4 separate regions of the Homo sapiens genome follow, and all the other regions are linked to region 4. A link is a contact called in ENCODE Hi-C data. All regions are on one chromosome and are shown on one strand. The core of a region is the stretch at or near the end of the contact, and the rest is flanking DNA. Distances in the headings are between cores, read along the strand shown. Region 1 overlaps COTL1 (coactosin like F-actin binding protein 1). Region 2 holds the start of MEAK7 (MTOR associated protein MEAK7). Region 3 holds the start of ANKRD11 (ankyrin repeat domain containing 11). Region 4 holds the start of FBXO31 (F-box protein 31).

What was found. Hi-C counts contacts between places; a loop is a spot of excess contacts on that map. Pooled maps may share reads with other maps.
Region 1: a map with no recorded cell type shows a loop between it and region 4 (7-fold over the local background). The contact joins the enhancer-like site here to the promoter of FBXO31 in region 4. A Hi-C loop is called at or near these places in 2 of 37 single-sample maps with no recorded cell type and 6 of 50 pooled maps.
Region 2: a pooled map shows a loop between it and region 4 (13-fold over the local background). The contact joins the promoter of MEAK7 here to the promoter of FBXO31 in region 4. A Hi-C loop is called at or near these places in 2 of 37 single-sample maps with no recorded cell type and 8 of 50 pooled maps.
Region 3: a loop to region 4 is called in a map of B cell, with 15 times the contacts of the local background. The contact joins the promoter of ANKRD11 here to the promoter of FBXO31 in region 4. A Hi-C loop is called at or near these places in 2 of 168 maps with a recorded cell type or tissue (B cell and naive thymus-derived CD4-positive, alpha-beta T cell) and 6 of 50 pooled maps.

The regions. Positions count from the first base shown.
Region 1 is chr16:84,589,781-84,595,625 of GRCh38, forward strand. COTL1 (coactosin like F-actin binding protein 1) reads right to left here. Exons shown (of 4, transcript NM_021149.5): 3 at 325-482. Among named protein-coding and RNA genes, the nearest start is that of COTL1, 25 kb to the right of the region's middle. RefSeq lists enhancers at 547-1,046, 4,112-4,411. Within about 2 kb of position 4,596, at least 18 of the 41 ENCODE cell types and tissues checked have a DNase peak (open chromatin) inside an H3K27ac peak, as active enhancers do.
Region 2 is chr16:84,501,205-84,506,490 of GRCh38, forward strand. It overlaps MEAK7 (MTOR associated protein MEAK7), which reads right to left and starts at 3,455. Exons shown (of 8, transcript NM_020947.4): 1 at 3,397-3,455. It overlaps LOC124903736 (a long non-coding RNA gene), which reads left to right and starts at 3,598. Exons shown (of 2, transcript XR_007065149.1): 1 at 3,598-3,731. RefSeq lists enhancers at 2,865-3,365, 3,486-4,433, 3,796-3,915 and a silencer at 3,196-3,245.
Region 3 is chr16:89,488,688-89,494,365 of GRCh38, forward strand. ANKRD11 (ankyrin repeat domain containing 11) reads right to left here and starts at 1,874. Exons shown (of 13, transcript NM_013275.6): 1 at 1,558-1,874. It overlaps LOC101930112 (a long non-coding RNA gene), which reads left to right and starts at 2,283. Exons shown (of 2, transcript XR_933895.4): 1 at 2,283-2,699. It overlaps LOC101927863 (a long non-coding RNA gene), which reads right to left. Exons shown (of 5, transcript NR_188547.1): 5 at 3,716-3,946. RefSeq lists enhancers at 420-933, 934-1,448 and silencers at 730-799, 840-949, 1,030-1,079, 1,654-2,133, 2,334-2,423 and 1 more.
Region 4 is chr16:87,381,890-87,387,715 of GRCh38, forward strand. It overlaps FBXO31 (F-box protein 31), which reads right to left and starts at 1,887. Exons shown (of 9, transcript NM_024735.5): 1 at 1,516-1,887. The coding sequence starts at 1,855. It overlaps TRM-CAT6-1 (tRNA-Met (anticodon CAT) 6-1), which reads right to left and starts at 2,205; the gene lies at 2,133-2,205. It overlaps LOC124903747 (a long non-coding RNA gene), which reads left to right and starts at 2,044. Exons shown (of 2, transcript XR_007065168.1): 1 at 2,044-2,307. RefSeq lists silencers at 1,243-1,482, 1,623-2,282 and enhancers at 1,690-2,343, 2,344-2,995.

The DNA of each region.
Region 1 (5,845 bases), core at 3,346-5,845, 2.8 Mb before region 4:
TAGTGGCCGCTATTCTGGTCCCCCCACCAGTTCCCGTCTCTAGAAGCAAGCAACCTGCCCCACCCACGGAGGCAGGCACCCAGCTGCCAAGCTTCTGTTATGGGATAGGTGGGATCGTAAACACAGTTAACTCCTCCTAGCCAGCATCCTGAAACAATTCTGGTGACATTTCACCAATGGCTTTACTGGTGCAGAGACATAGCATGGCTTGTCCCAAGTCACAGCTAAGCTACAGACCCAGGAGTCGAACCCAGCCCTCTCCCTCCTTGCAGGATGGTGACCCTTGGCGAGCTTTGACCTCCAGACTCTGGAGGAACTCAGTACCTGTACGACCTCCTTCACCAGGGTCTTGTCCGTCCCGGTTTTGGCGCGCTGCAGCCCGCTGACGTTCTCACCGATCCACGTGATGAGGGCAAACTTGGACCTCTTGCTCATGGCATCCCCGGTGGTGAAGCGCACGAAGGCAAACAACCGGACGTCATCTGTGGCCAAAAGCGAAAAGAGAACATGGTGCTGCGTTAAAACACCCCCATGTCATGTCCCTGGGGAGAGGCTGTGAGCCACGAGTGCGCCTGGAGCAGCACAGCAGGAGACCGGTGCAGTTCCCTGGGAGCACCATGTGCAGAGGACAGGAGGGAAGCACTCATCCGCTGCCCTTGTCACACTCCCCTGAATCCTGGCAACAGTGCTGCAGGCTTCATGCCCATTTCACAGATGGGAAATGGAGATTCAGAGAAGTCACATGGCACTTTCAAGGTTGTGAGGGAATTCAAGGTCATGCTGGGATTTAAACCCAGGCCTTTCTGGCTGCAACGCCTACAGCCTTCCTACAATCAAGGCTCAAAGTCTGGGTGGGCCCATTGCACAGATGTGGGTGCCGCCAGCAGTGCCAGGGCCCAGCCAAAAAAAATTTAAAAATAAAAATTTAAAAAGGCTCAAATTATGGATCTTATTTAGGGACCAGAAATTCATCCTCTTTGTAGACCAGAAATTCATCAACTCTTTTTGCCTCAATCTTTGCAGTTTGGAATGAGACTCTACACTGTAGAGAGACAGGAGGGGCAAGGGGGGTGCTGGGTATGAAGAGGAAACAAAGAAAATGGCTCTTAATTTGGCCCGGGATATGGCTCCGAGGATATTTCACTTATGACTAGGGCAATTAGGTCAACAATGAATTCTGAACACATTTCCATTGGCTGTGTTATGCTTGTTCTATCTTATATAGTCATTTTTATTAAAATGGCTTTGAGGGCTATTTTGTTCCATTGATCCACATTAAGTTTTATTTCAATGCCACACTGTTTTTATTATCATGACTTTAAAATTTGTTTCACAATCCACTATGCTAAGTTCCCCCACCCTCCACTGCTCTGTATTATCAAAATATCATTTGATATTCTGGAATTTTTTTTTTTTTTTTTGAGACAGAGTCTCGCTCTGTCGCCCAGGCTGAAGTGCAGTGGCGCGATCTCGACTCACTGCAAGCTTGGCCTCTAGGGTTCACACCATTCTCCTGCCTCAGCCTCCCGAGTAGCTGGGACTACAGGCGCCCACCACCACACCTGGCTAATTTTTTGTATTTTTAGTAGAGATGGGGTTTCACTGTGTTAGCCAGGATGAATCTTGATCTCCTGACCTTGTATTCCACCCGCCTCAGCCTCCCAAAGTGCTGGGATTACAGGCGTGAGCCACCGCGCCCAGCCTGATTTTTTGAATTTTTAAAGTGATGTGTGTATTGGCCAGGTATGGTGGCTCACCCCTGTAATCCCAGCACTTTGGGAGGCAAAGGTGGGAGGATCACTTCAGCCCAAGAGCTTGAGACCAACCTGGGCAACATGGAGAAATCACCTCTCTAAAAAAAAAAAAAAAAAAAAAAAAAAAAAAACCAAAAAATTAGCTGGGCACGGTGGCAGGCACCTGTAGTCCCAGCTACCAGGGAGGCTAAGGTGGGAGGATCACTTGAGCCCAGGAGGTTGAGACTGCAGTTGAGTAGAGATTACGCCACTGTACTCCAGCCTGGGTGGCCAACTGAGACCCTGTCTCAAATAAAATAAAATAAAATAAAATAAAATAAAATAAAATAAAATAAAATAAAATAAAAATATGTGCGTGCATGTGTATGTGTGCATTGCATGTGTGTGCGTGTGCATGCGGGTGCATGTGTACCCCACTAGGATAAACCAAAATTGTTCAACATCAGCTCAACTGGCATCTGGGGCCAGATCATTCTCTCTGGTAGGAACCATCCCGTAAATTGCAGGGTGCTGAGCAGCACCCCTCACCTGGCCCCACCAGTTATGACAAACAAAAATGCCTCCATACATTGCAGATGTCCTCCAAAGGGGGCAGAACACCCCCAGTTGAGAACCTCTGCTGTAAACCGTTGGTGTCCCCATTTAATTGGGACCCCTTTTGTGTTTTCCAACAAAGTTCTGTGCCTCTTGAGGGGATCACATATCCTTATTCAGCTTACTTCACAAACAGTTCATATTTTAACTGCCATTATCACCAAGATCTCATTACAATTCCTAAGTGGTGGTTGCTGGCACATAGGGATGCCACTGGTTTGGAGTCATTCACCTTGTATTAGCCACTTGCATAAACTGATGCTCTCTCAGGGCGTTTAGTTGCTGGTGTGAGGGTTTCTCAGGCACCTAATGATATCGTAGAGCGATATGTTTGCTTCTCAAACATTGTGTGGATTTGAATCACTGGGGAAATCTTAAACGCAGCTTCTGATTAAACAGCTCTGGGGTCTACGCTTCTAAGAAGCTTCCCAGTGATGCTGATGCTACTGGTCAAAGGATCACACTGAGTTAAAAAAAAAAAAAAAAATCAATCTGCGTTTCTTCCTAGAATCTAAGTACGTCCCTGCAGAGTCCCGCACGAAGCATGTAGGTTAGCACCAAGACCCAAGGACACAAACCACCTGTCTACAGGAGATACTGGCCTGCAGCTGACAAGCTCACTTCCTGGTGATTATCTCAAAACCGGAGGGGGTAACCAGCACGTTCGCCTTCAACAAGAAGCCGGGTGGTCTAACGGGTCATCCATTTGTCCCCGGGAGCTAAGGAACACGCAGCTCTCAGCAGACCATGAATGCGTGATCCTAGCTGCAGTCCAGGGTCAGGGACTCCACAACACTTACTTCTTAAAGGAAACTGATCGTCATCACCACTCACATTGGCACACCACTTTTCAGTTTACAAAACATGCTTCTATTTCATCTCATTTGGTCTTTGTAACAACGCTGGGAGGCAGATGAGGTAGAGACGTCATGGCCACTTTCATCATCAACATCCAAATCACCTTCATTGATAAGGGCTGGAGGCTCAGAGGCCACGTGATGTGGCCAGACTCTCAACACGAGGCCAGAGCCAAGGGCCTGGACACCTTGGGTGTGTGTGCTCAGCCCCCTTTCTCCAGGGAAATGCCCCACCAGGCCATGGCTATCTGGGGGTCAGTAGGTAACAACGCAGCAGGGATAGAAGGAAGGATGGTCTCAGGGACACTGCGCAGGTGAATCCACAGGGCCTGGTGACCAACTGGATGTGAGAAGGTGAGGACAGAGGAGTCCAGGGCACAGGAGACCCCGAGGGGTGAGGGCCCCACCTCCCATGCCCCGGGGACTGTGCCTGAATTCCCAAACATCAGCCTGGGCTGCCTCACCTGTAAAACACGTTCTTTTCTTTATTGAGATAAAAGTCACATAACAAAATTCACCATTTTAACCACTTTTTTTTTTTTTGAGAAGGGAGTCTCGCTCCGTCGCCCAGGCTGGAGTGCAGTGGCGCGATCTCGGCTCACTGCAAGCTCCGCCTCCCGGGTTCACACCATTCTCCTGCCTCAGCCCCCCGAGTAGCTGGGACTACAGGCGCCCGCCACCACGCCCGGCTAATTTTTTGTATTTTTAGTAGAGACGGGGTTTCACCGTGGTCTTGATCTCCTGACCTCGTGATCCGCCCACCTCGGCCTCCCAAAGTGCTGGGATTACAAGCGTGAGCCACCGCGCCCGGCCATTTTAACCACTTTAAAGCATCCAATTCAGTGGCTTTAAGGACACTCACAATGTTGTGCCATCATCGCTACTATCTAATTTCACCACTCCAACGAGAACTCCCGTCCTCAAGAACAGTCACTCCCCATTCTCCACCCCATTCCCCCAGGCCCTGGCAGCCACTCTTCCACTTTCTGTCTCTATGGATTGGCCTGTGCTGGACATTTCATTGAAATGGACTCATATGCTATGTGGCCTCTGCGGTCTGGCTTTCACTCAGCGTCACATCTCCAAGGATCATCCCTGCTGCCGCATGTGCGGGTCACCACTTCATTCCTTTTATGGCTGAACAGCACTCCATTGCATGGAGAGAGCACATTTTGCTTATCAGTGCATCAGTTGATAGACATTTGGGATCCTTCCAAAATGGGGTGATTTCACGCCTCCCTTATCAGTTGACCATGATGACTGAAAGTGAAAGCTACAAAACCCACCTAGCCCATCAGGGTGGAACCTCCAACCTAAAGCTCCTGACACAGGGCGGGGCTGCCAGGTGGCCACAGCGCACAGGAAACGAGACTGGTGCAAGAGATGGCAGTTCCTCACTTGTAAGGTGCAAAGTGCGCAGCCACAGGCGGCTGGTGCAGACTTGGAGTGTGGGGGAGCAGCGCTTTAGCTCGAGAGCATTTCTCAGCAGTCCCCGTGGTGTCTGGGAAGCCAGGGCTCTGTTTTGAGGAGTGTCGTCAGAGCATCAACACCAAAGTGCTTAATTAAATGGCAGCCTTGACCTGAGGGGGAGGAGGGGCTGAACATCCGCCTCCGACTGCATTTCACAAGCAAAAGAACACGGTGAGTGTGTTTCCATGGTAACCGCTCTCGGGTTCCCATTTCCACATTGGTCAGCCCGGACTTGGATCCAAACTACCCATCCCTGGCCCAAGCCTCCATGGAGGTAAGTTACCAGCCCTGCTTTGGGCCAACGCAGTTTTTGGGGACCTCAACCATGTGTTCAGCCCATGGCCAAGGCTTCGGGCTGAGCCAGCTCTCCCAGCCTCTCTCTCTTCTCAGTGTCGCCCCCTCCCACGGCTCTGGCTGGCTCCTCTGCGGAGCTCCATGGCTTTTCCAGCGTCTGCCCTCTCTGCTGGCTGCCAAGTGCCTCCACATGCCGGCCATGCTCTGCGCACCTCCAACCCTCCACATCCACCCTTCCCCTCTTTCAGACCTCCCCAGGTCTACCTTGGGCAACACCCTTTGCCCCCGGAGGGTCACAGATTCTTGTTGAAGAACCACAGGCATTGTCCCTGTGTCCCAAGTACCAGCCCAGGGCCTGGCACAAGATAGATGTACAATAAGTAAGTTACACCCACAACCCCAAGGACACTGGGAACCTTCCAGAACCACAGCCTGATGTCATTTAAATGATCGTGGGGGAGCGGGGTAAAGAGGGACGTGGTTTGCTAGGTGACTGCTGCGTGCTTATCCGACAATGGTTTGGTCAACAAGATTGCTGACAGGCCTGTTTTTGAAAATCCGAGTCACGTTATGCTTACAAATGTTTGCTGCTAGAGATCTGGCACGACAGTGACGGGTCAGCTGAGTCGGAGACGGAAAACCTGTTGGTCTGCGCACCGTTTTTGCAGCTGCCCGGCAGACTGGAGGCCTCTCCCCAACCCTGCTCACCCTGAAGGAGGTTCTCGGTCCCTTTTGACCTCACACTGGGCAGTGGAAGGGGAATCGCTAGTTCTTCATCCCTGGTTTAGTTACTTTCCCTCTTCTGAACAAATTGGGTCCACAAACCCCAGTGGCAGTCACAGCCCCACATCAGCAGTGGGGAGCCCTAGGCTCCCT
Region 2 (5,286 bases), core at 2,205-4,704, 2.9 Mb before region 4:
CAAAGGTCACATTCCAGCTGAGTCTTCAGAGACTCACAGGTGATTCACCAGGAAGTGGGAACAGCACGCACGGGGCATAAGCAAGAGCGTTGGGATCAGCGAGGCAAGGGTGGAACTCAGGGCACGTGGGGGAGGGCAGCAGAGGGCTGCAGCAGAAGGGGGCCCAGGCCTGACTCCACCCAGCCCCTCACTTCCATCCCACCCCAACTCCCACTTTCTGCCAGAAACAGGCTCCCCCACTGTGGTCGGAGAACAGCAGCAGGGTGCAGCCTGGCCAGCCCTCACCAACCCCAGACAGCCGGGAGAAAGGTGCAGGGCTGGGCAAGTGCCAACAGGCAGGACAGGAACCCAGAAATGCACAGAAGCGGCGCAGACCAGGGCAGGCCCAGGAGATGACAGGAAAGGCTTGGACGCAGAGCCAGGCTGGCAACGCCACTTTTTCAAGCAGGAGAGAGGAGGTTGCATGGGAGGCCCCAGTAGGAACCCCAGGGCTGGTGCCAGTGAGGTGGGAAGGTGGGCAGCCCCTAAGAACACAGCGCTGTCCACAGCACTGCCATTCTTAGTACCTGCAGAGTGCTGGTGAAGGGACACGTCTCAGAACGGCTCAAGGACAGCCCGTCTCCTTTGAGAGCCCCGTGCCAGGCAAGATAAAGAAATGGCAATGGTGTGGTGGCTCACGCCTGTAATCCCAGCACTTTGGGAGGCCGAGGCGGGTGGATCTCCTGAGGTCGGGAGTTCGAGACTAGCTGGACCAACATGGAGAAACCCTGTCTCTACTAAAAATACAAAATTAACCGGGTGTGGTGGTGCATGCCTGTAATCCCAGCTACTTGAGAGGCTGAGGCAGGAGAATTGCTTGAACCCAGGGGGCGGAGGTTGCAATGAGCCAAGATCATGCCATTGCACTCCAGCCTGGGCAACAAGAGTGAAACTCGGTCTCAAAAAAAAAAAAGACAATGCACGCTGGTGCTGGTGCTGACAGCGCACATCAAGGTTGCTTGTACCAGTGGAGCTCGACTGGAGCAGTTTCGTCCCCCAGGGGCATTTGGCAATGACTGGAAAAGTGTGTGGTTGCCACAACTGGGGGAGGGGAGTGCCGTTGGCATCTAGCAGGCAGAGGCCAGGGATACTGCTAAAAATCCTACAGTGCACAGGATGGCCTTACGACGAGGAAGTGTCCGTCCCAGACATCGGTAGGGCTGAAGGTGAGAAAACCTGGCTTCTGAGGATGTAGGGCAGCGGAACAAAATGGAAGCGGAACTTGATACAAGGGAACCCACAGAAGTCTCGAGGCCAATGTAGGGTTGTGTTATGCACAGCTTTGCAGAGAAGAGGCCACCCCATGTACCCAGGTGTACTGTGAAAGTCCCATGACACCGAGAAAACTTGCCAGGGACTGAAAGCTTTCCATCATCAAGCCTATAATCCCAGAACTTTGGGAGGATCATTTGAGGCCAGGAGTTTGAGACCAGCCTGGGCAACATAGTGAGACTTCGTCTCTGCCAAAAATACAAACCTCAGCCGGGTGTGGTGGCGTGTGACTATAGTTCCAGCTATTCAGGAGGCTGAGGTGGGAAGATCGCTTGAACCAGGAGGCAGAGGTCGCAGTGAGCCAAGATCACAACAGTGCACTCCAGCCTGGGTGACAGAGCAAGACTCTGTCTCATAAAAACACAAACAAAAGTTCCAGCAGCCCATAATAAGTGACCAAGATGTTTTGCTTGACCAGACTTTAGTCAGGCTCCTGGGCCCATCTGTGTACCTCTTTGTAAAATCTGGTTTTAGCAAAACAAAAAACAAACAAACAAAAAAACCCACAAAACCACTCATCCTTGATATTTGATCACCATTATCTGTTCACTTGCTATCTAACCAGGTTTAATGCTTAGGTTAGGGATATCCAATCTTTCAGTTTCCCTGGGCCACACTGGAAGAACTGTCTTGGGCCACACATAAAACCCACTAACAATAACTGATAAGTGCATATATCTACATATATGGTAAAAAAAAAATCTCATGTTTTAAGAAAGCTTATGAATTTGTGTTGGATGTCATTCAAAGCCGCCTTAGGCCACATATGGCCCACGGGTTGGACGAGCTTGCCCTAGGTGATGTCTGATCACCCTGGCCTGCCTTCAGTAACAAACTGCTAGGTAAGCTTACCCAGAATCCACCCTAGCGCCCTGATGTTTCCTCAGTCATCTTCCATCCACTGATCCCCACCCTGCTTCCTGGCTTCCCACTTGCCCATGCTATAATCAGAGTTGAGCCCAATCTCTCTCCTTTACTACAAAATCCCATTGCTGTGGTCCCTATACCCATTGCAATGGTCTTCAATAATTAATGTGCTTTTAATAAGCATCATTAATTAATTTCTTTAACATAAGGTTGAGAAGATTAAATAAGGTAACCCAGGGCATTTGATCTGCTTACTGGAGGTCAGAGACAGAATAATGGGCCCAAGACAACAGAGAATGGCTCCTTGGGATCTTGTCTTAGAACAAGAGAAACTGCCCTGCTTGGAAGAAACGGAAGGTTGCTCTGCCTCCGTGATGGAGGGGTGGACAGGGACCGATTGTCTGCAGGATGGCCCCCAAGGTTCCCACTAGTATCCTAGGAATGGCTTAGTCACCTCCTGCTCAGAGCTTCTCCAACAGGCTGTTACATGGCTGCTTCCCACCCTGGCTGCCAAGCTCCAACTCTCTACTCCAAGGGCCCCGCATCCCTAGAGCCACACAAGGGTCCCTCCGTACCCCCACAAGCTGGGGAGATTCCAACTGCCTCATCTGGACAGGCTTCGAAGTCCTGTCTGTGTCTCAGAGCCCAGAGGCCCTTGTGCGAAGGGGCAGCTTGAGCCTGGGCAAGAAGTTCCTGTGGGCCAGAAGGTGACCTGTCCTGTGCTGGCCACCTACATGGCCTGGGAACAGTTATCAGCTCACTGTCCTGGAAAAGCCCAGATGGGTGTGGTCAGAATACAAGAAGGAAAACCCCCTCCACACACACTTCAGTGTCTACCCCAGACTCGCCTCCTCCGTGGAGGCACCCCTCCCTTTCCGCGTCTACACAGGCTCTGAATCCCCCTTCAACACGGCTGGCCTTGGCCCTGGGGGAAGCACCTCGCCACCCTCTTACCTTGACCACATAAACAGCGGGAGGTGCAGGATGATTCTGATCCCCCCCAGGAGACCCTCCCTCCATCCCGCCCCGCTGTCCCCACCCCTCACCTCCCCGCAGCCTTCACCTCTCCCTCCCCCGACCCGAGGGCCTGAAGAGGCGTGGGAGGCCAGGGAGGGGCAGGGCCCAGGCCTACTCTGGACCCGTCTGCTCCAGTCCCCCGACTCAGCTGGGCCTGCGCCTCTGGGTCAGCTCACTGCGAACCTCAGCCCAGGTACCTACCCTGCCGGGCTTCCTGGTGCTGTCCGGTCCGGTCCAGCAGCCCACGGGCTCCTCTCGAGAGCCGCCCCTTCCCTGTTGCCAGGCAACATTGCTGAGGGGCAGTCATTTGGTCCAATCGTGGAAGCGGAGGTGTGGGGCGGAACCCAAGAGAGGAGTCAGCCAATGGTGACGCGCCTCACAGGGAGTGAGCCGAACCCGGTGGGTGCGGCTCGGGGCGGGGCCGCGGTCTGCGGGAGGAGCGGCTGCAGGCCCGGGAATCCGGCCCGGCTGCGTGCGTACCAAGGAGGCGCCTGGAGAGGGCGGCCAATGACTCAGGCCAGGCCAGGCCAGCAGTGGTACCTGGGGAGAAGGGGTGTCTGGGCTGGGCGCTGGAGCGGAGTAGCCAGGGTGTGGGAGATCCTGGGGGAGAGGCTGAGCTTGGGGGTGAAGACACCCGGGGGAGGAGAGTGGCCCATGTGGAGCCCATGCAGAGGCCTCTGCAGTGCAGCCTCCTGGGCCCCAGGCAACTCTCCCCTGACTCCCCGGCCTGCTGGTCCTGGCCTAGAGCCTCGGGTCCGCCTCCCCTCGGGCCTCCCTCTGCCAGCTGCCCCTGCCTCGCTCTTCCCTGGCACCAGGTCCTTCCCGGCAGCCATCAGGCGCCAGCTCCACAGCCTGGCTAAACAGACTCCCTCCACCCCACGTGCGCCTCTTCAGCCGGTTCCCGTTCACTCCAAGACGTCTGAACCTGTCACCCCACTTCTTCAGCTCGTTCCTTCTCAAACCCACCGAAACCTGGTCCCGGGGGCCTGCTCACTACATCCGAGGTGCGCTTTGGGTCCTCGCAGGCAGCATTTGGCGCTTGGTGATCGTGCTCTCATCAGACCTCTCTCTTGGGCACCCCGGCGCCCATTCCTGGCCCTGGCTCGCTCGCTGTCCCTGGTGGTCTTCCCTGGGCCCTTCTGGCTTCTGCCCTGGAGTTTCTCGACTTCTCCCTACTCTCTCCACCCCACGCATCCTCCCTGGGGTCCACCTTCCTGCAGATTCAGCTCCCGCATGTCCATGGTACCAGTTCTCTCCCCTGCACGGCCTGCTGGTTTTCCAGCCTGGAAAACCGTGACTTCGCCCGCCAACGTCCGCTTGAGTTGGTCTCGAACTCCTGACCTCAGGTGATCTGCCTGCCTCGGCCTCCCACAGTGCTAGAATTGTAGGGGTTAGCCACTGCACCCGGCTGGTCACCTCTTATTCTTTAAGCTGGAACAAAAATAGAAGGCTTTCTGCCTGAGGGCAGCAGGCCTGGCTGGTGACAGTGCACAAGGTAGGGCCCCTCACCAAGACATTGCTCTGAGATCCAAGGCCAATGTCCCAGGAGAAGCAGCTCCACAAACTAACGCATCTACAGCCAGGGTACCCCCAGCTGTGGATGCCAATGACACGAGTAGCCCCAGCTCTTCACCTCGGCTTCTTAGAGTAGGTGCCTGTCACCTGCAGCCAGGGCTCCTGATGCCCAAGACACACGGGCCTTTAGACATGAAGGACTAGACCCTGTTTCCAGCCTTCACACCCCTGTACTTCCTGCACACATCAACCAGGTGTGTCTTTTTCAGTGCCATCCGAGGTAGTGGCATTTTTGACATAGCAACAGTTTTTTGTAGGCTGAGGCACACCAAGGGTGGACAGCAATGGTGGCCTCTCAGGTGCAGGTACTGGGGGGTCCGCAGGAGCAAACCGGAGCCGATGTGTCAGCCTGGGCAACATAGTGAGACTCCATCTCTACAAAAAATGAAAAGCTTGGCCGGGCGTGGTATGGCACACCCGTAGTCCCAGCTACTCAGGGAGCCGAGGCAGGAGGATCGCTTGAGCCTCAGAGGGCGAGACTGCAGTGAGCCGTGATTGCACCACTGCACTCCAGCC
Region 3 (5,678 bases), core at 624-3,123, 2.1 Mb after region 4:
CTTATATGTTTGGCTAAGTCTCAACATCCCAAAAAGGATCAAAAGATTCTCTAAGTTTTGCAGTTCAACAACTGTGCACACTTTTATTTCTCATTTCAAGTGTTAAGGATATTGCTCTAATGACTGCATAAAACTCTCTCCTCATGTAAGAAAGCCTGAAATCTAATTTCTCTACCATAAAACCCTGTTCTTGCAAAAGGATACAAAACTACTCATAATCTACAAAAACGATGAATCCTAAGCATGTTACATAGAAGGAAAACAGTTTCAAAGCATAGGGAGCTGTTAGACCAGCTTCATCTTCCCAAGCCTCTTCCAAAACTTCTTGGAAGCTGATATATAACACTAACCTTCCAAAAACACAACAGAAGCAGAAAATCTTAATGGGGCACCAGGAAAAGAGCAAGCCTCGAGAAAAATCAAGACTCCCCCCGACCAACCTTCCCAAATAACACAAACACAAGAGTTAACAGTACAATCCCTCTTTGAGAGGGGACTGAATCAATGTGGCAGGGCCAACCCTACACACACACACACACGCGCGCGCGCGCGCGCGCGCACACACATACACCACACACACAGCTACCGCCCTGCCAGGGGATGATGAAATGAGGAACGGAAATTAACATTTCAGGCAACGTCTCACATTGTTCCTTGAGGCCAAGGGCTGCTGTTGCAGCCGCCACCGCCACCGCTTTCCTCCCAGCCACCCCCCACACCCGCCCGCCTACCCTCCCCCTAACACCCCCCACACGGCTGCCCGCATTCCTGCCCCTCCTCGGCCTACGCGCGCCTCCTGCAACCCCGACGCCCCCAGGTCCCCAGTTCGCCCTCCCCCTCCGGCTCGGAGCCCGAGAGCCGCCTGCTCTCATTTCAAAACAGCGATAATAATAGGGACGCTGAGAATAACAACTACGACCAGCACGGCGAAGGCGCCCCTCTCGCGGGTCAGAGGTCGGCGCCCCAGCTCCGCAGAACCCGGCGCCCGGCCAGCGCCCCCTGGCAGCCCCTCCCGGCAGCCTCAGGTCCCCAAGACCTGCAGGCCCGCCCCGAAGCCCCCCGTCCGCCCCTCACGGCCGCTCCGAGCCCCCGAGGCCCGCCCCGGAGCCCCCTGTCCGCCTCTCACGGCCGCCCCGGGCCCCCACGGCCCCCAGGCCCGCCCCGGAGCCCCCAATCGGCCCCTCAGAGCCGCCGCGGGCCCCCGGCCACCCAGGCCCGCCCGGAGCCCCCGTCCGCCCCTTACGGCCGACCCAAGCTCCGCCGACCTCCCAGGCCCCCCCCGGAGCCCCCTATGGGCCCCTCACGGCCACCCCGGGCCCCCAAAGACCCCCGGCTGCCCCGAACCCGGACCCGTAGGCCCGCTCCGGGACCCATTATTGGTCCCTCACGATCGCCCCGGGCCCCCAAAGACCCCCGCCCACCCGGCCCCGACCCCCCAGGCCCGCCCGGAGGCCCGCGGCGCAGCTCCGTCGCCGGGGAAGGCCTGCAGGCCGCAAGGCCGCGCGAATGCCCCGTGCCCGCCCCGACCACCGCCCCCAGACCAGCGGCGCCTCTCACCGTGCTCCGAGGGCTGCGCGGCTCCGCGACGGCTCAGCGGCGGGGCGCGGGCGCTGCCCATGCAGCCCGCGGCCGCGTTTCCCGGGCCGCGCGGCCCGAGCGGCAAGGCGGCGGCGGCGGCGGCGCGGGCTCGGGCCCGGCAGAGCTGCGAGGGACGGCGGGAGGCGAGCCCGCCCCTCGGGCGCGCCCACGGCTCGGGCGAGAGCCGCGGCTCCCGGTGCGGACGCTACTGATGGGGCGTCTGGCCGCGGGCTCGGCGGCGGCGCCTCCCCGGCTGGGGCCCTCGGTCCATCGCGCACCGTCTCAGGGCGGCCTCTGGCTCCAGGACCCAGCGGCGGCTGCGGCGGGAGCCGGCCGCATGAGACGCTCCCGCCCATTGGCCCGCCGTATCCGCCACCGCCATTGGCCCGCCCCGGCCGGCCGCAGGGGCTGTGCACGTCACAGCGCCGTGAGTTAGTGCGCTAATGGAGTGAAGGAGAGAGGCGGGATTGACAGCCTCTCTGGCGGTCCGGAGGCGGGACTAGGAGGACGTCCCGGTAACGATTGGGCAGGGTCCTGCGTAAGGGCGCATGCGACACTGGAAGTAGCGAGCAACTGGATTGGCTGCCTCCGTCGCAAAGGAGGGTGGGTCTTGCATTCTCGGGCCTGACGATTGGTCTTTCCAAGTGCCGGAAGCAACAGGGATGTCGTCTGGAAACAAAATCTGGTATTGAAGCGCAGGGAGACAAAACGTCCACCTCTAGAGCCGAGGCGGCGGTTGCCTGTCGCGTGCCCGTGGTCTTCTGCCTGCCCCCGGACATCTCGGGCCACGTCCGGCCCGGCCTCCGGCCGCGCTGCCCTAACGGGCGTCACGGGGCATGAAGAGCTCTGGGCGGCTGCGAGGGGAGGGTACCGGGGCAGCGGGGCGGTCGCTCGGGGCTCCCGCGCGGTGACTCTTGCTCTGCCGTCGAAGAGAACGGCCCTCGGGCGCGTCGCGGCCGCGGCTCCAGAGCCCCTGGGCCTCGCGCTCTGAGAGCCTGAGCCGCTTGAGGAGGCCAAGCGCCCACGAACCGCATTCCCTGCCTTGCTAGTTAGTTCTCCAACACGCGAAAAAGGTAGACGAGGACTGGTTTTCTTTGCAGCTAAAATGAATCAAGCCTCTGGTAAGTGTGGATCCTGTTCTAAGTGCACCTGTGTTCTCCTCCAGAACTAAACCAAAAAGCAAGGTGAACAAAATCGGTGCTCCTTCAGTTTCTTCTTTAGTTCTGCATGTTACTGGGGACTAAGACAACGGGTAAGCAAACTATTTATAGGCCTCAATTTACGAAATAACGGAATTGCAAAGTCCGGAGTGGATAGGACCGTGAGGACGGTCTTTTTTCTTGGGCAACACGCATTATGGTCGAGAGATCAGTTGTTAAACCGCCCCTGTTCAAATCCCAGCCCTACCAGTGACTAGCGGTCACCCTGTAGGCTTTGTCTCTCAGATCTTCAGTTTCTTGGTGGGTAAAATGGGAACTACAAGTAGCACCTATTCTTTTTTTTTTTTTTTTTTGAGTCAGGGTCTCACTCTGTCGCCCATGCTGGAGTGCAGTGCTAACTGCAGCCTCAGCTTCCCGGGCTCAGAGGATCCTCCCACCTTAGCCTACTAAGTAGGTGGGACCACAGTCAGGCATCACCACACCCGGCTAATTTTTTAAATTTTCGTAGAGATAGGCTCTCTGTGTGTTTCCCAGGCTGGTCTTGAAATCCTGGACTCAAGCGACCCTCCCTCCTCAGCTTCCCAAAGTGCTGGGATTAGAGGCATGAGCCACGGTGCGGGCCAGGAGCACCTATTTCATAGGCCCATCGGGAAGATTAAATGAAGGGGCTGTGGAGGCTGTAGCACGGTGCTTGGCACGTATGTGAGCTCTGGGGAAACATTAGTTATGCTATAACTGGACCTTCAGCCTTCTCTAGGCAGCCAGATTTCGGGCTCCACCCACAACTAGTCACGCCATTGGATGAGGGGTGAGCGCCTGATAAAAACAGCCGGCGTATGCGCTGATGTGCGTTCACGAAGAGGTGATCCAAGTGTTTCCATATTTGCCTCACTGGACGAAGTATTTGGTAAAATTGACGAAATTCAGAGTCCTGGACCCCATCATCACCTATGGAATTATTCTAGATGAGAGGGGACTAGGCATTGGCATTTTTTTATTTTGGTCCCTTACAATACTCATCATTGGGAAAATTTGAAAAACATCAACCTAAGCCGTCATGCTCGCACTCGAGAATGTTTCCCCTAGGCTGATTGACGGGCAGTGGTATTCACAGGTGCGGTCAGCGCAGTCCAGCTTCAAACTTCCGGGGATCAAGTGATCCTCCCGCCTGAGGAGCTGAGATTACAGGCCTGCACCACCATGCTCATCTATCAGGGGAATTTAAAGTGCAAAATATTAATATGAGTAAGCAGGCAGTTGGCCTTCGAAACAGAATCTGAAAATACACTAAGGTAAAAGCAAACTGAATTTCGACAGAAGTAGAACGTGTATGGTAGAGAAAAGAAATGCAGAGTAAAGGGAAAGGAGCCAGGAAATGCACTAATTAGAAAATCTTGGCCAGGCGCGGTGTCTTATGCCTGTAATCCCAGCACTTTGGGAGGCCGAGGCGGGTGAATCATGAGATCAGGAGTTCGAGACCAGTCTGGCCAATATGGTGAAACCCCATCTCTACTAAAAATATGCAAAAATTAGCTGGGTGTGGTGGTGGCGGGTGCCTGTAGTCCCAGCTGCTCAGGAGGCTGAGGCAGGAGAATCTCTTGAACTCGGGAGGCGGAGGTTGCAGTGAGCCGAGATCGCGCCACTGCGCTCCAGCCTGGGCGACAGAATGAGACTTCGTCTCAAGAAAAAGAGAAAATCTTTGAGGTGAGGTGCAGTGGCTCACGCCTGTAATCCCAGCACTTTGGGAGGCCAAGGCAGGCAGATCACTTGAGGTCAGGAGTTTGAGACCAGCCTGGCCAACATGGTGAAACCCCGTCTCTACTAAAAATACAAAAATTAGCCGGGCGTGGTGGCGTGCGCCTGTAATCCCAGCTACTCCGGAGGCTGAGGCAGGAGAATCACTTGAATCCGGGAGGCAGAGGCTGCAGTGAGCCGAGATCACGCCATTGCACTCCAGCCTGGGCAACAGAGCGAGACTCCATCTCAAAAAAAAAAAGGAGTTGGGATTTTATCCTGAGGAAAAAGGTAAGCCGTCAGAGGGTTGTGGGAAGGTGGGCGATGGTCCAACTTGCATGAAAGGATGGCTGTGAGATGATGAACGCACAGAGACAGCAGTGCAGATGGAGTAGAGAGCCACGGTTGGACTGAAGACAGTCGGCAAGGTTTTGTGGGCTGTAAAAGAAGGGTCCAGGGTGAGGTTAGCATTGTCTGGAAGAGAGCTTTAAGGAAGATGCCGGTTTGGGTGAAAAAAGAGTTTAGTTTTGTGCACTTAAAGTCTGAGATGTTCTTTGCACCTCCTGCGTGGGTGATGGGTACAGGACATGAGGGGCGCAGCAACAGAAACCGGAGACACAGCCAGACGGAAGCAGGAGCAGGGAGGCCATCGGGGTGCAGCAGTGCTCCTTGGCCTAATAGCAGCAGGGCACCAGTGAAGGTTTCCAACGCGAGGCCTGAAGATCAGATTCCTATTTTACAACATCAGCCTGGAAACAGCATGAAGGAAGTGAGGCCAAGTGGGAAACTGTGGCAGTAGTTTGAGTAGAAACAGAGCAACAGGAGGATGCAGAGAGGCCGGGGAGGGCCAGGTGGCCAGCACAGCCCCAAGGGGCCATGGTGACAGCTGCTGGAGAACCAGCATTGCCACATTCTCCAACCTGGAAATTAAATTTTTATGGGACATTTCATTAAGGGCAATTAATTTGTAAAACATTCTGTGGGCCAAAGAAAACCTCTCAGATCTACAAAACCCTGATCTGGAGCCCCTGTGGGGGGCATGCTCAAATAGTTGGCCAGGATGCTTGTGTCCTTTAACGCTGTTCCCTGGGCCCCACTCTAGAGATTCTGATTGAGTAGATCTGGAGTGAGATTCAGAAGTGTGCACCCGGCCGGGCGCGGTGGCTCATGCCTGTCATCCCAGCACTTTGGAAGGCTGAGGCGGGT
Region 4 (5,826 bases), core at 637-3,136:
GGCACGCATCTGTAGTCCCAGCTACTTGGAGGCTGATGCGGGAGAATCACTTGAACCTGGGAGACGGAGGTTGCAGTGAGCCAAGACCGCGCCACTGCACTCCACAGCCTGGGTGACAGAGTGAGACTCCGTCTCAAAAAAAAAAAAGAAGGAAGTGCATCCCACCGAGACAATCTCAGAAGTTCCCAAGGATACATGTCAATCTCCTAAATTTCTATAAAATGCACAAAGCAGTCTTCAAAGCACTGTTTATGCATGGAAAAAATGCAGACTTCAAAGCTTATCAGTGAGGGACGAGTCTGTGCTACATGCAGGGAGTGAAATACTATGTAGCATTGTTTACACTACACTGTCTCTAAGAGAATATATATTGCATTATATCCTTTAGGGAAGAAGGTACACACGACTCAGAGGTTTTTTAAAATGTTAAGAGTGGTTTATTTTTGACTGCTGGGGTCTCTGATGGTATTTACTTTGTTCCTTTTGCTGTTCTGCATCGCTTGGATGTTTTCTAACCTGTCCTTTTTACCTAAATATGAGCTGCTTGAACATCAAAGAGCTGTCAACCTTTAAACAGAGAGAGCCTTGAACTCCAGATTAAATAAACATCTCCTCCTGTGATCTGTTACATCCAATATTGCTGAAGGCAAAAGTCCAGCCCGCACCGCTGTGATCCATCCGTCTCTCTACGCCCCCACCATCAGGAGCCCCCGACACTGGGCTTCCCCTACTCCCGTAATTTTTTTTGTTGCTGTTGTTTGAGACCAAGTCGCACTCTGTCGCCTAGGGTGGAGTGCAATGGCCCAGATGTTGGCTCAGTGCAACCTCCGCCTCCCGGGTTCAAGCCATTCTTCTGCCTCACCCTCCCGAGTAGCTGGGATTACAGGCGCCCGCTACCACGCCCGGCTAATTTTTGTATTTTTGTAAGTAGAGACGGGGTTTTACCATCTTCACCAGGCTGGTCTCGAACTCCTGACCTCAGGTGACCCGCCCGCCTCGGCCTCCCTAAGTGCTGAGATTACAGGCGTGAAACCGCGCCCGGCCTGCTCCCATTTCTTCAAGTTCACCTCGTCTCTGGTCAGGGCCAGCGGGGCACCCTCGGCTCGCCTTCAAGACAGGGGCAGAGGAGGCGGCCCCCAGGCGTCAGCTTAGGCCCCGCGCAGACCTCGAGGGATCCCAGCCCCAGCTCCCGGCACGGCCTCGGCCCCGTGGTGTCCCGTGCCCCGCGTCAGGGCCTCTTCGATGCCTCCCTGACGCCCTCAACCCCTCCCTACCCCGTCTGCCTCTCTTGGACCCCTCGGACCCTCCCTAACCGCCTCAAATACCTCCCTGGCCCCCTCAACGTGGTGTCACCGCGGCCGCTCCCCACCCACACCCAAAACACCACATCGCCGGGCCCCGCGCCCAACTGGTGGCCCCCGGCCGGGGCCACCGCCCCCGCCACTCCCAGCTCCGAGGCCTCCACCTGGCAGGGACCCCCCGCCCCTCCCGGCCCCGCCACCCCCGCGCGCTCACCCTCACGGCAACGCCTCCTCCAGATGGTGTCGGTGTGGAGGATGCGCCGGAACTTCGTGCAGACCTGGGCCAAGCTGGGTAGGTCCGTGCCCGGCAGCGACGCGAAGATCTCCACCAGCAGCTCGGGCGGCAGCTCCAGCAGCGAGCAGCGCGGGGGCGGCGGCGAGGGGCCCGCGCACAAGCCGCCCCCGACCCCGGCGCTAGCCTCGATGCGCTCCTCCTCGGGGTCTGTGTCCGGCTCGCTGTCGGCCGCCGCCGTCTCGGCCGGGCCCCGGCGCTGCTGGCGGCGCCGACATCCGCGCGACGGGCCCACGCCGCAAAGGCGAGCACACACCGCCATGCCGCCCAGTGACGGCCACTGCTGCCGCCTGTGCGCACGCTCCAGCGCGGCCCCGCCCCGCCAGCGCCGAGCCACGCCCCCGCCGCAGAGCTCGCCACGCCCCCTGGAGAGCCTAGCCCCGCCCCTACGTAGAGCTCCGCCCCGGCCGCGCCACCCCCTCCCCGCGGGGCGGCGACCTCAGAGACCCCGCACTGCTGCCCTCCCCTCCAGCGTGAGGGCGCCGCCCGTGACGGGCATGAGAAAAGAAAGTGGTGATGCCGAGTGCAAAACGTTAGACTGCCCCGTGTGAGGCTCGAACTCACGACCTTCAGATTATGAGACTGACGCGCTGCCTACTGCGCTAACGAGGCTGCTCGGCGACCACTTCGCGCCGCGGCTTTTGTGGAGATAGGGGTCGCCCCTCGCGCCCGTGCGTCCCGCTTCCGGCGCCCGAAACTGTGCCGCGCCGGCCGGTGAGTAGAAAGATGCGCCTTACAGCCTCCAAATACAGAGGCAGCAGCCAGAACCCCAAAGGGCGCCTAGAAGCCCTTTTGTCCATTGAAACAACGCGCGTTCCATCGTCTCCGCCTTATGGTAACCAAAAGGCCCGAGCTGCGGAGCTCTGCAGGGACCTTCGGGGATCCCGAGCTCCCTGCGGAAGCCCCGGGGAGGGCTTGGAGGGGCGGCGGCCGGCGCGGCCCAAGAGATCCGGGGATGCGCGCCCGGTCTGGAAAGGGAGGCCCTGCCATGCGGCGCCGCCCAAAGGGCGCCTGTTCCTGCAGCTGCTGGGAGCCGCGCACGCCTGCTCCAGCTGGGCTCCGCCGAGGCCGCTGAGCGGGGTCGTCTCCCAGGTCCGCGGGTGGTGACCGCGAAGGCGTCCTCTCACCTGAGCAGCCGCGCACGTCGCCGTGGGCTCGCCTCGGACCCCATCTCTTGGAGGCCCAGGCGGGAGTATCAATCGAGGCCAGGAGCTCGAGACCGGCCTGGGCAATACAGCGAGACCCTGTCTACAAAACAAAATTTTAGAAAGAGAAGCTGAGACGGGAGGATCGCTTGATCCCAGGAGGCCGAGGCTGTAGTGACCCGTGATGGTGCCACTGCACTTCAGCCTGGGCAACACAGCGTGACCCTGTCTCCAAAACAAACAAAAAACAAAAATAGCCACAAATGGCTGGGCGCGGTGGCTCACGTCTGTAATCCCAGCACTTTGGGAGGCGGAGAAGGGTGCATCACCTGAGGTCAGGAGTTTGAGACCCGCCTGACCAACATGGTGAAACCCTGTCTCTTCAAACAAACAAACAAACAAACCACACAGGCCAGGCGCAGTGGCTCACGCCTGTAATTCTAGCACTTTGGGAGGCCGAGGCGGGTAGATCGGTTAAGCCCAGGAGTCGGAGACCAGCCTACCCACATAGTGAGACGCCCCCATCTCTACAAATAATTTAAAAAATTAGGCCGGGCGCGGTGGCTCACGCCTGTAATCCCAGCACTTTGGGAGGCCGAGGCGGGCAGATCATGAGGTCAGGAGATTGAGACCATCCTGGCTAACACGGTGAAACCCCGTCTCTACTAAAAATACAAAAAATTAGCCAGGTGTGGTGGCAGGTGCCTGTAGTCCCAGCTACTCGGGAGGCTGAGGCAGGAGAATGGTGTGAACCCGGGAGGCAGAGCTTGCAGTGAGCCAAGATCGTGCCACTGCACTCCAGCCTGGGCGACAGAGCAAGACTCTGTCTCAAAAAAAAAAAAAAATGGTTTCAACTAATAACATCCTGCTATCTACCAGGGAGATCAGCCATTAAACAAGTAACCACATAGATAAATACATAAATTATAAATTGTAATGCTCTAACAATAAGTAAAACTAACAAGATCTTATAGCAGAGACCAGACTTTGGATGATCAAAGGTTCTTTGAGGAAATGACATTTATAAATCAAAGGAAAATTTGGAGTTAGCCAGGAGGAGAACACTTGATGGGAGAATGTTCTAGAAAAAAAGGATAGCGGCCAGGCCTGGTGGCTCACACCTGTAATCCCAGAACTTTGGGAGGCCAAGGCGGGCAGATCACCTGAGGTTGGGAGTTCAAGATCAGCCTGGCCAACATGGTGAAACCTTGTCTCTACTGAAAAAATGCAAAAATTAGCCGGGCATGGTGGCGGGCACCTGTAATCCCAGCTACTCAGGAGGCTGAGGCAGAAGAATTACTTGAACCCGGGAGGTGGAGGTTGCAGTGAGCCGAGATTGAGCCACTGCACTCCAGCCTAGGCGACAGAGCAAGACTCTTTCTCAAAAAAAAAAAAGAAAAGAATAAAAGGACAGCTGGTTGTCCCTGGCTCATGTAGTAGGCGAGGCCAGGAAGGGAGTTTTCAAGGCAATGGCACAGACGATGGTGAGAAGGAGCATCACTTGCCGGAGATCAGGGACCTCAGGAGGCCTGAGGGAAACAGGAGGCTGGTTCAGTCCAGGGTGTGGTCTGAGCAGAAGCTGAAAATATAGGATGGAAATGAAAAATGACAAGAAAAAGAGATAAAATATAGGTTGGAGTTAGAATGTGAACTCGTGGAAGACAGATGAAGCCCTCGCAAATTCGGGAATGACACAGTGATGAAAGTGGTGTTTTGGGAAGCCAACTCAGGCTTCAGTGAGCAGCGTGGTATGCAGATGAATTGTATGCAGGACGATTTTATGTGGTACAGAAACATTTTATATTTATGTATTTATTTATTTAGAGACGGAGTCTCACTCTGTCACCCAGGCTGGAGTGCAGTGGCACAATCTCAGCTCACTGCAGCCCCCGCCTCCCGGGTTCAAGCTATTGTCCTGCCTCAGCCTCCCCGAGTAGCTGGGATTACAGGCGAGTGCCACCACACTTGGCTAATTTTTGTATTTTTAATAGAGATGGGTTTTTGCCATGTTGGCCAGGCTGGTCTTGAATTCCTGACCAGAGGCGATCCACCCACCTCGGCATCCCAAAGTGCTAGGATTACAGGCACGAGCCACTGCACCCGGCCTTTATTCTGGTTTAGTATTTGAGACATGTAACTAGTACATCAGACTTATGATTGCAGGGTCATTACTGCAATGGCAAATCTATTTTAATATACCTTAAATAAAAAATGAGCTGTTTGAAAGAAAATAGTAACCATAGAAGATGGTTGGTGATATATGAATAACCAAGGATGAAAAGCACAGGATTAGAGGGACAAAAGACAGACAGCAAGAATAATGGAAGGCTGTGTACCCAAAGTTGTGGAAGGATGGAATTAGCACTGACCATTTAGAATAGAAAGAAAAGGCTGGGAGTGGTGGCTCACACCCAGAATCCCAACACTTTGGGAGGCTGAGCAGGGAAGATTGCTTGAGCCCAGGAGACTAGCTTGGGCAACGAAGTGAAACCCCATCTCTACAAAAATAATAATAATAGAAAGAAAAGAATGACCGTGAGCGCTTCAGCAATACCTGTTGGTGGGAAGGAACCCAAGGGGAAAGACAGTGCCAGCAGAAAACTACTACACATTGAATCCTGACAGCTGAATACGTCCTTGGAACACGTTTACAATCCTTTATGTAGAAATGTATCCTTTAAAGAATAAGGAAGGTGCGTGCATTCTAAAACGAGGAAGAACTAGATAGAAGAGATCATTTGTTTTAACACTATGATGAGGCTTTACAATAATGACCTCTTTGTTAGTGAGAACTGATAACATCTAAGGAAGTAAGTCGAATATAGGGCTGGGCATTTTCCAATTGGTTGCCTCAAAGGTCACAAGTAGTATTTCTTGGACTGAGGAAAACCATGTTAACTGGGCAGGGCGCGGTGGCTTACACCTGTAATCCCAGCACTTTGGGAGGCCGAGGCGGGTGGATCATGAGGTCAGATCGAGACCATCCTGGCTAACACAGTGAAACCCCGTCTCTACTAAAAGTACAAAAAATTAGCTGGGCGTGTTGGCGGGCGCCTATAGTCCCAGCTACTCAGGAGGCTGAAGCAGG